2 separate regions of the Homo sapiens genome follow, and region 1 is linked to region 2. Evidence: chromatin contacts called from ENCODE Hi-C data. All regions are on one chromosome and are shown on one strand. The core of a region is the stretch at or near the end of the contact, and the rest is flanking DNA. Distances in the headings are between cores, read along the strand shown. Region 1 holds the start of CCDC150 (coiled-coil domain containing 150). Region 2 holds the start of PLCL1 (phospholipase C like 1 (inactive)).

What was found. A loop is a pair of places that touch in the nucleus more often than their neighbours do. Pooled maps may share reads with other maps.
Region 1: a loop to region 2 is called in a map of CD8-positive, alpha-beta T cell, with 15 times the contacts of the local background. The contact joins the promoter of CCDC150 here to the promoter of PLCL1 in region 2. A Hi-C loop is called at or near these places in 3 of 168 maps with a recorded cell type or tissue (CD8-positive, alpha-beta T cell and naive thymus-derived CD4-positive, alpha-beta T cell) and 7 of 50 pooled maps.

Annotation. Positions count from the first base shown.
Region 1 is chr2:196,638,219-196,643,524 of GRCh38, reverse strand. It overlaps CCDC150 (coiled-coil domain containing 150), which reads right to left and starts at 3,810. Exons shown (of 28, transcript NM_001080539.2): 1 at 3,747-3,810. The coding sequence starts at 3,758. It overlaps LOC105373823 (a long non-coding RNA gene), which reads left to right and starts at 3,840. Exons shown (of 2, transcript XR_923747.3): 1 at 3,840-4,129; 2 at 4,958-5,097. RefSeq lists enhancers at 2,949-3,486, 3,487-4,024, 4,009-4,058, 4,079-4,298.
Region 2 is chr2:197,802,826-197,808,035 of GRCh38, reverse strand. PLCL1 (phospholipase C like 1 (inactive)) reads right to left here and starts at 3,443. Exons shown (of 6, transcript NM_006226.4): 1 at 2,697-3,443. The coding sequence starts at 2,936. It overlaps LOC105373828 (a long non-coding RNA gene), which reads left to right and starts at 3,490. Exons shown (of 4, transcript XR_001739850.3): 1 at 3,490-4,327. RefSeq lists a silencer at 3,267-3,396.

The DNA of each region.
Region 1 (5,306 bases), core at 2,561-5,060, 1.2 Mb after region 2:
CCTATGATCTGTATTAAATGCTTACATTGGCTCTCCAGGACATGTGTACATTCAGCCATGAAAACAAAACAGCAAATCATTTAAATTGCTTCACTTGTTTTAAAAAAAAGAAGGTCCAACATGTCGCGGTAGGAATTTGGTTTGCATCCACACTGAGTGCCACCCGACCCTGCTCTACACTGAAGCTTCTCAGGCTTCCATAGAGAAAATATACTTTCAAAAAGGAGCAACCAACTTGGCCCAGCCTCTGAGGGGAAGGAGGTTTATAGAAAATTCACCCTAAGAAGGGGGAGATTGAGGTGACTCGGACACTGATTGATGGTTGGCAGGGCACAAAGCTTTTGAGTGAAATACATGGTGTTGTCCTTAAAATATCCTCTTAGTCAATCGCTGAGAATCCTGTTCAGGTCATCAAAGTTGCTGAAACAAAAATTAAATAAGCCAATCTAGCCTTTGGGGATTTACTAAAAACAGATCTCATGGCCAGGCACAGTGGCTCATGCCTGTAGTCCCAGCATTTTTGAAAGGCCTATGTGGGAGGATCACTTGAGGCCAGGAGTTCCAGACCAGCCTGGCCCACATGGCAGGACCCTATTCTCTTCCAAAAATTTTTAAAAATGAGCTGGGCATGGTGGCCTGTGCCTGTAGCCCTAGCTACTTGGGAGGCTGACGCAGGAGGATCACTTGAGCCCAGGAGGTAGAGGCTGCAGTGAGCTATGATTGTGCCACTGCACCCCAGCCTGGGTGACAAAGCAAGACCTTGTCTCTAAAAAAAAATAAAAAATGAAAACAAGTCTCAGGGTTAGTTAAAAACCTTCCCTCCCAACCACCACCTCCACTTCCCGCCATGGGAAAACAAAAACAAAAACCAAACAATGCCAAGGTCAGGAGAGTCCTTGGAAGCAAGGGAGGGGGCGGTAATGGCTGAGTAGCAAGAGGACAGCCTTAAAGCCACCAGGCAGAGTCCCCGAGTATCTGGGAGGCTGTTAAAGTATGAGATAAGAACTTTCAATCCAGTAAATTAATCTACCAAGTTGGGGCTTAAAGTTAGAGAGAGATTCTCATTTTCACTGCAGTTGCTCATACCCTTGCCTGTCCTCCCCATCTGGTAGGCCCAAAGCAGTGGTAGCAGAAATGCCACCCACACCCCTACATACATAAATACACGCACACTCTCCAATGGCCACTTGGCAGATCCTCATAAGTCATAGTTCTATGGCTCATAGTCTAAGAAGCACAGTCTTACATGAAAACAATCTACCTCTAATGGCTGACATTCTAGCAAAGAGACAACAGCTTTAACATATCTGTGCTTTGTTGTGTTTGAAAAGGAGCAAATATTGATTGCTGCCTTGAACCTAAGTCCTAACGCTTGATAGTAACAATAATAAAAATACTGAGATATAAACTTTTATTTTTAAAAAAGTTCATTCATAACTAATTTCTATGCATATATTATTATCAAACTAACAGAATTCTGTCTTGATGTTTAGGGAGAATATTTCCAAAGAGCTTCTAGGCAGGTAACCTTATGGAAAGCATGGCAAGAAAAAGACCAATGTCACAAGTAATATACTAGTAAAAACCAGATGACTTTGAAAAGAGAACACATGCTTCTGTGGACACAGGCTCCATTCCTACACCTGGCAATAGGTGTACACTGGCAAAAGCGTATACAAGTACATGCTGTTGGTTCCAAAATAACAGTCCAGGGAGTCAATGTTGTTTATCACAACCACTAGAAAATAATATGGTAACACTGTCTTCATTCACTCACACATCTAACAAATATTTCCTGAACATTTACCATGAGCCACACACTGTTATAGGCAATGAGGCGGGGGGCAGGGGTTGGGTAGAACAGTACGAACAAAACTCCCTGCCTTCGTGGAGCTTATATTCCAGCTGAAGAAGACAGACACTAAGTAAAATACATAGTTTGTTTATTGGTGATAAGTGCAAAGGAGGAAAATGAAATAGGAAAGAACATGGTATGGAGGCTACAGGGCAGATTTTCATTTTAAACAGGGTGGTCAAAGAAGGCCTCATAACATTTGAGCAAAGACCTGTTATATAGATATCAGAGGGCAGAAAGGCCCAGAAGACGGAAACAGCAAGTGCAAAGGCCTGAAGTTAGAAGGTCTGATGAGTCCGCACATAATAAAGAGGTGGGTTTGGCTGGAGAGGAAGGAGTAACACAGAGAACATTGAGAGATGAGGTCAGACGGTAATAATAAAACCAGAATACGGCTGGGCGCGGTGGCTCACGCCTGTAATCCCAGCACTTTGGAAGGCCGAGGCGGGCAGATCAAGAGGTCAGGAGATCGAGACCATCCTGGCTAACACGGCGAAACCCCGTCTCACTAAAAATACAAAAATAAAAATAAAAAAAAAATTAGCCGGGCGTGGTGGCGTGCTCCTGTAGTTTCAGCTACTCGGATGGCTGAGGCAGGAGAATGGTGTGAACCCAGGAGGCGGAGCTTGCAGTGAGCTGAGACTGCTGCACTCCAGCCTGGGCGACAGAGCGAGACTCCGTTTCAAAAAAACAAAAAACAGAATACACAGAGCCTTGAAGGCCATTGTAGAAGTCTGGCTTTTGCTGTCAGTGATTCTCAGAGTCACTGGAGGTCTATAGCTGAGGAATGCTATCCAACTTTCCTTTTAACTGGATCATTTTGACTCCCTCCCACTCCAAATGGTGGAAGAACAAAAGCAGAAGTAGAGATGCTGCTGGCCAGAACCAAGGTGACAGCAGCGGTATTCCTACTGTAAGAAGTGGTTAGTGGTTAGATATACTTGAAAGATAGCTTTTGCTGATGCATTAGATATGAGATATGAGGGAAAGGAAGAAGCCAAGATTACTACAGGGTTTTTGGCCTGGATGGTGCTATCACTGAGACAATGCAAACTTATTAAGGAAGAATCCGTTTTGTGGAAAAGATAAAGAGTAGTTTTTAAAATGTCAAATTTAAAACATGAAAGATACCAAATACATTATTGAATTTGTGGATCTGAAGTTTGGGGGTGAGGTGTGGACTGGAGACTAATTTCTGAAGAGCTCAAGAAAACCATAAGGCGGGATAACAGAGAACACAAAGGATTAAAGGACCTAGTCCTGAGCACGCCAAGATTAACAAATTAGAAGCATGTGTTGGGGGGCATTTAAGACGGACTAATACGAACTTCTCTAAAGTGGGGTTAAAAATAGACATTTTTCTATCTTTAGAGCCTAATACAGTGCCTGGGAAATTATAGGTGGTAAATAAACAGGAGAATACTTCGACAGGAATTTAACGAATGTCTATTCCGTTCTAGCAAGAGCGCCAGGTACTGCGGAAACCGTAAAGAACAAGTGCAAATTCCTGACACCTATATTCTGGTAAGCAAGCCAGGGAGGATTAACTGGTGGCAAAAATCAAACATTAACGCCGAAATAGCCTTCCCAGGAACCTATTAAACTCCAACTTAACACATAAATAAAGGTGGTATTGGGCTTATCTGGAGGCTTCGGTGGCTATCTCCCATCCCTCAGCTGGAGCCAGGCCAATGCAAACTTCGCTCCTAAATGGCTTTCACCGGCAGCCAACGCCAAAGCGCCTTAAATCAGGGCCCTGAGGTCCAGGGAGTGAGACTGGACTCCGTCAGGACAGGGAGAGGGCGCCAGGGAGTGGTGACTGTCCTTATCTGAGCCGAAGCCTCGCGAGCCTCCGACCACCCCTCACCAGCCCGGGGCCCGGCAGCCTCACCTTACAGTCCATCTGTCCGCCTGAGGCTCCGTACTGCAGCAGGCGAGCGGGTTTCCGTGGAACTAACACAGCATTTTAAACCAACCCGCTCCCCGGCGCAGTAGCTCCGGTACGCAGGCGCACCCGTGGCAGGGCATGTCGGGAACTGTAGTTTTCCCGGCCCAGGAGGGCCCTCAGCCCTGGGCGGGACCCAGGCCGGCATCCGGCGGCGCTCAGGGAATGCGTAGCGCCGTGAACCGAATGGCGGCAGGCTCCACTGTGCTCGCGAGCGGGGCACGCCGGGATATGTAGTTTCCGGCGCCTGCCCTCCGGGGGGTCCTGTGCTGCCCACTTCACAGTGACTTGTCTCCGCCTGGTGAACTCGCGGTGTTCTGCTAATCTTGGTAAATACATACCCTACAGCAGAGTAACGAGCATAAAAATTGGTTAAAAATTCAGAGCTTAAACATTCTTCTCGTTAAAGGAAAAATCAAGTCCCTCTTCGTCCTCGTCCATGATGGCCACATGGAGAGTAAAACACAGAAATCTGTTTTCAGGTCTTTCGTCTCTTCAGCATAAATTATTTCTTGCCCTGTCTACAAGTTAATAGGTATTTGTAAATCTGAGTGTAAGTAGCTATGAAACGGAAAAGAGCATTGAGCTGTCCCTGGTTTTTTTGGTGGTTTGCTTTTTTGAGATAGGGTCTTCCTCTGTCGCCAAGGGTGGATTACGGTGGTGCGATCTCGACTCACTGCAGCCTCGACCTCCCGAGCTCAAGCGATCCTCCCATCTCAGCCTCCCCAGTATCTGGGACCACAGGCGCGCGCCACCACGTCTGGCTAATTTTTGTATTTTTTCGTGGAGGCGGGGTCATCACCATATTGCTCAGGCTGGTCTCTTTGGGCTCGAGCCATCCGCCCACCTCGGCCTCCCAAAGTCCTGGGATTACAGGCGTGCATCACCACACCAGCGTTTCTGAGTTGTTTTGCTTTAAGAATATGTATTCTCACTTAAGGGAAAGCCTTCTATAGTGCAAAGACGCGGCTTTGCGTTTTGGTAGCTGGACAGAACACCTGTTATCCCTGCCAGGGCAATTAAAATGCATTTCTCTCTTCTCCCTGAGAGTGCAGCCAAGAATCACTTCAGCCCTCTCATATAAGCAATCAGATCCGAGATGAGAGCTCATTTACTTAGCCTGACAATTGATCTTGCTATTCTAATTCTTTTCATAGCGGAGCCTCAATGTGAGATGCAGAGACTGCCCATCAAACCACAGCCATATTCATCAAGCTTTGAGCCGATCCGGTGAAGAGAAATGAGCACTGCATACATTATTCAGAGAAAGGGACCAAATAAAGCTTTTAATAGGAAATGAAAATGTATTTTAAAGCGTCAGTGCAAACAGCCAATTATTTTCATTATGTATGTTTTATCTTGCAATGACCTCTGGTTTATCAGTGGAATTAAGAGATGAGTGATACATGTATCCACGTGTTTTTGTGTAATGAGAGTTTTCACCTTCTCCTCAAATCTCCATATTAAGCAGCAGTCAGGGAACCAAACTGATTAAATTCGTGTTTT
Region 2 (5,210 bases), core at 2,194-4,693:
ACAGATAAATGTTGTCATTGTTTTCCTCAGCTCAGAAGAAAATTGTTTTTTCAACTAAACACATGTTTTCACAAATTATGGAGGGCAAATTTACTAAAAACATTCTTTTTATTAATATACAAGACAGTCTGTTTTCTGTCAGGATAGCACTATTCTGAAACAATACCTTAAATTGAGCTGACAAGAATTTAATATTTGATGATTCACAACCTTTCAGTGGCTCAGCATTATGAATATCAATTATTACTGCACTACAGCTATTTGGAACAGCATTTAATATTTTGATTAAAATGTACTAAAGCTTTTCTTCTTTGTGTACATTTCAATGCCAAATTTAAAAAAAAATCTCTTGGCAAAACTGTGAAAAATGCATTTTCTCTCAATATAGAACATGTGCTATGTATTTCTTATATGATCTAAACTTTTTTTGGAAACTCATTTTTACTATGCTAAAGGGAACAAACCACAGGGCAGCAGATTCAAGAATGTCACCAGAAAGGTTCTTGATCTCAGAGACGGAGTGGAACAGAGCTTACCACCTGCCTTTTTTTCTCCTTAGAAGGGCGTTAAGGCCTCTGGGAACAGACCCCAATGACTGCTGCCCACCAAAGACCTACCAGATTACCCCCTCTAGGCTTCAAAAATGCTTAAAACTATGAGACTTGTAAAACTCTAGCCAGATTTTTTTGTAGAAATCAGGAGCTGCTATAGTTCATCATAGACACATATAGATATATCTGCTTACACATGCATGGAATATTTTGGAAGCATACATAAGAAAGTGTTAACATCTATGAGGGTGGACTACATAAGTGGGAATGTGGAGTGTCTGAGGGTCTTTCCTTCACACTCCTTTGCAACATTTGATTTTTTAAATTATATGTATGTGCTACTTTTCCAATAAAAACCTAACATAATAATTCACTTTATTTTCTAATATCTTTAATTTTAAAGGCCATTTACCAAATGTTAATTGCATTTACTATTAAATAGGGGAAAAATCAAGTTAATATTCTGTTGTCTCCCTCCTTTTTTGTCACAAAAAGAAACTTCAAAACAAAAGAGGCACCATTACTCAGCAATGACCCTTCTGAGAATATAAACCAGCATAGTACAATTCACAAGTGGCAAACTCAGTTGCAAGAATTTGTATATTCCTTATACTCCATTACTTTTGTTTTTTACAACATTATAGAGCCGTTTGCTCTTTATTGTCATATATTTTAAAGTCTCTTGCAGTGCCTGTTTTACACACACAGGACACCATGTAGTATCAATACAGTAGAATCCAAAATGTATGTGTTTCCTAATTGTGATGTTTTTTAAGTTTGAAAACAGTGTGCTTTCTGACCTGTGGGTTAAAAACAAAATAGTAATTTCCCTTTGTCCAAATTCACACCCAGAATAGAACACTCCTGTTACATAATCAAAAAGCCACAAAATAACAGAAACTACTACAAGCCATTTGTAATTACCACCCACTCTTCTTTATATATTATAGAAACCTCTCCACTGATTTTAAACTTCCATGTGTCAGTGTTGGGAAAAAGACTTTACTGGAGCCACATTCTGTGGTTAGTCTACCTAAGCTGGTGCTGGGAGCTTGCAACATGCGTGATGCACTGGTTACGCAGCTTAACCCTGAACAGAGCTTTTGAATATATTAGTGAACCCAATAAATTCAATAGTAAGTAAAAGTCCATCTTTCATTGTCATTGAGGGATGTGTGTGTGTGTATGTACACACACACATATATACTTACATATATACATACATACATATCGTTTTATACTGACTGCTCCACCAAAATCAATTTTAATCTGACATACATTTGATTGATTACTCACATGCATTTACACTGAGGCCCTTTTCCAGAGCCTGTGCGAGGGTTCTTTCCTAAATAACCTTACCCCAAAGTCATGCTCCCAAAAGAGGAAATCTCGAACAGAAGAAACAAGCCCCAAGTGGAAGGAAGATGGAAAGAGAAAGGGGAGGAAAGAGGTTTACAAATTCCTTGCCAAATGGATGGAGAGAAATTCTGTGAGGTGATTAGCGGGTCAGGAAGCGTTTTCCCTGGATGTGGTGGTAACCACAAGGACCAGTGATAATGCTTGGGGGATTGATTGCTTTCCGGTTGTGCTTTCTGCAGCGCAAAAACTCTGGGCTCTTGCATTGCTCTTTACTGTGATGCAGGGTCCACTTAAAACTCTGCCTCCCTACCGGGAAAGTTCACACATCTTGGGATTTCGGGATCATTTAAGTCTAGAGGGATTCTTTTTTTACACTTGAGAGTAAGCTGTGCATTTTCTTCATTGTATGGGAAAAGCTAACCCTTCATTGGAAAGCAATGCACAACCATCCGGTGGGTCTGCATTTATCCAGAGTTCTCCCTTCCTCCCTCCATCAACGGTTTAGTGAAGCTTGCAGAGAAAATGAGGGAAAGCATCCATCAGAACGCAAAGACGCAGAGCGGAACTTTTCCTCTGCCGTCAGTGGGGAGAAAAAGTCACTTGTGCGTCTCGTGGCTGACAGCTGAGTCTGGGAACCTCCGGATAAGGAAGGAAGGTTTGGCGTTGAAGGAGGTGGGAGAAAACAATGCTGAGCCCGGATGCCTCCGGACACCGCACATCCTGCCCGGGTCCCTGACCCACCCATCACCCACAGCCACGCTCCCGGTGCGGCGCGGCTTTGCTTACCTTGATGATGCTGCTGCGCCGGGGGGTCGCCCGTGCTGCCTCCAGGAGGCCCGCCTCGCTGTCCGCTGGGGTCCCCGCGGCGCCTGGCAGTGCGACCCCGCTGCGACGGTCCCTCATCCGGCCCCCAGAGGCCGCCGTCACGCAGTCCCCGGCGGCATCCGGGCCCACTCGGGGGTCGTCTTCGCCCCCCGCCGCGTCGGGCGGCGCCGGATCCTCCCTGCCGGCCGCGCCCTCGGCCATGGCCTGGAGCGTTTAGGGCTCCCCGGGGGAAAGCGGGACGCCCGGCAGCGGAGTCCAGCCGCTAGGCACCGGTGCGCTCCTGCACCGGGAGGCGGCCCCGCCAGACTTTGTTTCACCGCCCAGCGGCGGCAGTGGCGGCGGCGGCGGCGGCGGCGGCAACTTTCTGGAGAGGGGACATCGCTCGGGCAGAGACGTCCTCGGGCTTCGGTCTAGGAGGCTAGCAGTCCGGCGGGGGACGGTGGCGGGAGTGGGGAGGCGATGTGAGCGGGAGGCAGAAGGAGAGGCGAAAAAGAGAGGGAGGTATCCGAAATGTGATGCAAACGCCGGCCCTGCGCCAGACAAAAGGCACCGGGCGCCCAGCCAGGCGGCCTCTGGAGCCCGGACGCCGGCGGCCCGATAGGGGCCAGAGCCGGGCGACTGCGGCCGGGCGCACCCGCCACCTGCCCGCGGACTGCGGCGCAGCGGTCCCAGGAAGTGCGGCGGCGGCGGCGGCCTCCACTCAGCTCTGTTGTGACAGGGAGGGAGACTTGTTTTGACAGCCCTTGGGGATTGGCAGGCGTCTGGGCCTCTTAGGAGCCTCGCCTCGCCGAGGGGGCTCGGCCCGACCAATCCTCACTGCGGAGGGGTGTGCCCGAGCGCGAAGAATGGAATGTGTTCTGCAACTGGGAGCCGGCCCAGCGGGGCTAATGTACTCGAGCCAGGGTGTACCCGCGCGCGCGCGTGTGCAAACCCGGAGGCGCTCCGTGTATATTTTAGGAAGTTTAGATTTGCGAAATGAGCCTGAGATGCAACAAAAATCCAGGTTGGGTGAAGGAGAGGGGAGAAAGAAACCTTCTTCTGCCAAACAAAGCAATTTGGAGGAAAGTGGGTATTGAGTATGAATGTCTAAGCGTTTGGGGTGACGGGGTGAAGCTTTGCGTGGTCACAGGTTAATTGCAGGCTCTCAGGCCAATTCTTAGAAGTCAAGTCCATGCAGAGATAAACTAGGGTTTACTGGGATCTTGGGGTTCCATAATTTGCTTCAGGTTCCAGGAAAGGATTCTAAGGTCATTCTGCAGTGTGAGTAAATATAACAAGGAAAGGGAGTCAGTGAAAGAGATGAGGGTGAAAGGAAACTGAACCAACTAAATCCCTCCGAAGACTGACTCTTAAAAAGCACAGATATAATCCAAGTCAGATAAATGCAGGTGGGGAGTTTAGTCTCTATCCTAAAACATTCCTATTTGACAATGGTTCAGCCTCCTTTCTCTATATAATCCTATATAAAAACATATTTTGCTCATTTCCAGTAAGCTAGCAACCAAGAAGGGAGAGATCTTTGGATGATGAGTTAAGTCACTGAAATTATCCACAGAATGCTCAGATGCAAACCATGGTCCTAAGGCTCCCTGGTAAGACAAAAGACTTGGCATTTTAATTTTAAACTCCTTTGATATTAGAATCTATATTAAACCTCACTTATAACATTACATTTTATCTTATTAATAATTTAATAATTTGAGATTTTACTTGTTCCTTAGTCTGGCTAACAGCATGAGAAATTATTCAGCATTTTAGACCAACAATTTGGTTTGAATCTCATAATTTTAGAGATATATGGGGATTTAGGGATCAACTAGGACATCATTTTTGTTTTACGGTTGAGACAAAGGCCCAGGGAGTCTTGTCTACTAGTTAGTGCAGGAGCCAAAATTAGAATCAGCCACCCAACTCCTCCGATAATCTCTTCACTACTTTATCTGTCTCCTCTGGGCTACAACCAGCCAGAACTGGCAGGGGCACTTGGGAGGTTTCAGATTTGACATTTATCAACTACTAGGGAATACTGAGAAGGCTTGACTTTGCCTTTTCTTTAAACATAAATGCAGCCTAGTAATGAATGTACTGTAGAGAGTAGCAGTGACCTCTGGTTTTAGAACCAACACCACCCTCTAGTGAGATTCTGAGAACTGCATCCATAACAGCAAAGGCTTCTTTTTCCCCCTCATCTTTAAAAGACAGGAGGGGTAACCCAACAAAAGTTTCCTTTTCAACAGGTATGCCTTTACAACGCACAGACTAGAGGAAGAAAATAAAGTGTACCCAGACTTAAAACAACCATACATGTCTTCCATCTCCTTTAGTTCAGGGAATTCCTGTCTATGCTATATAGGAAATATTTTTAATTGCTATCCTCAGAAATATATCTTATTTTAGGCTATCATTTTTTTCTTTGATATTCAACTATTATTACATTTGACTTCTGTCATTTACAGTTGTCAGTGCTTCATTTTT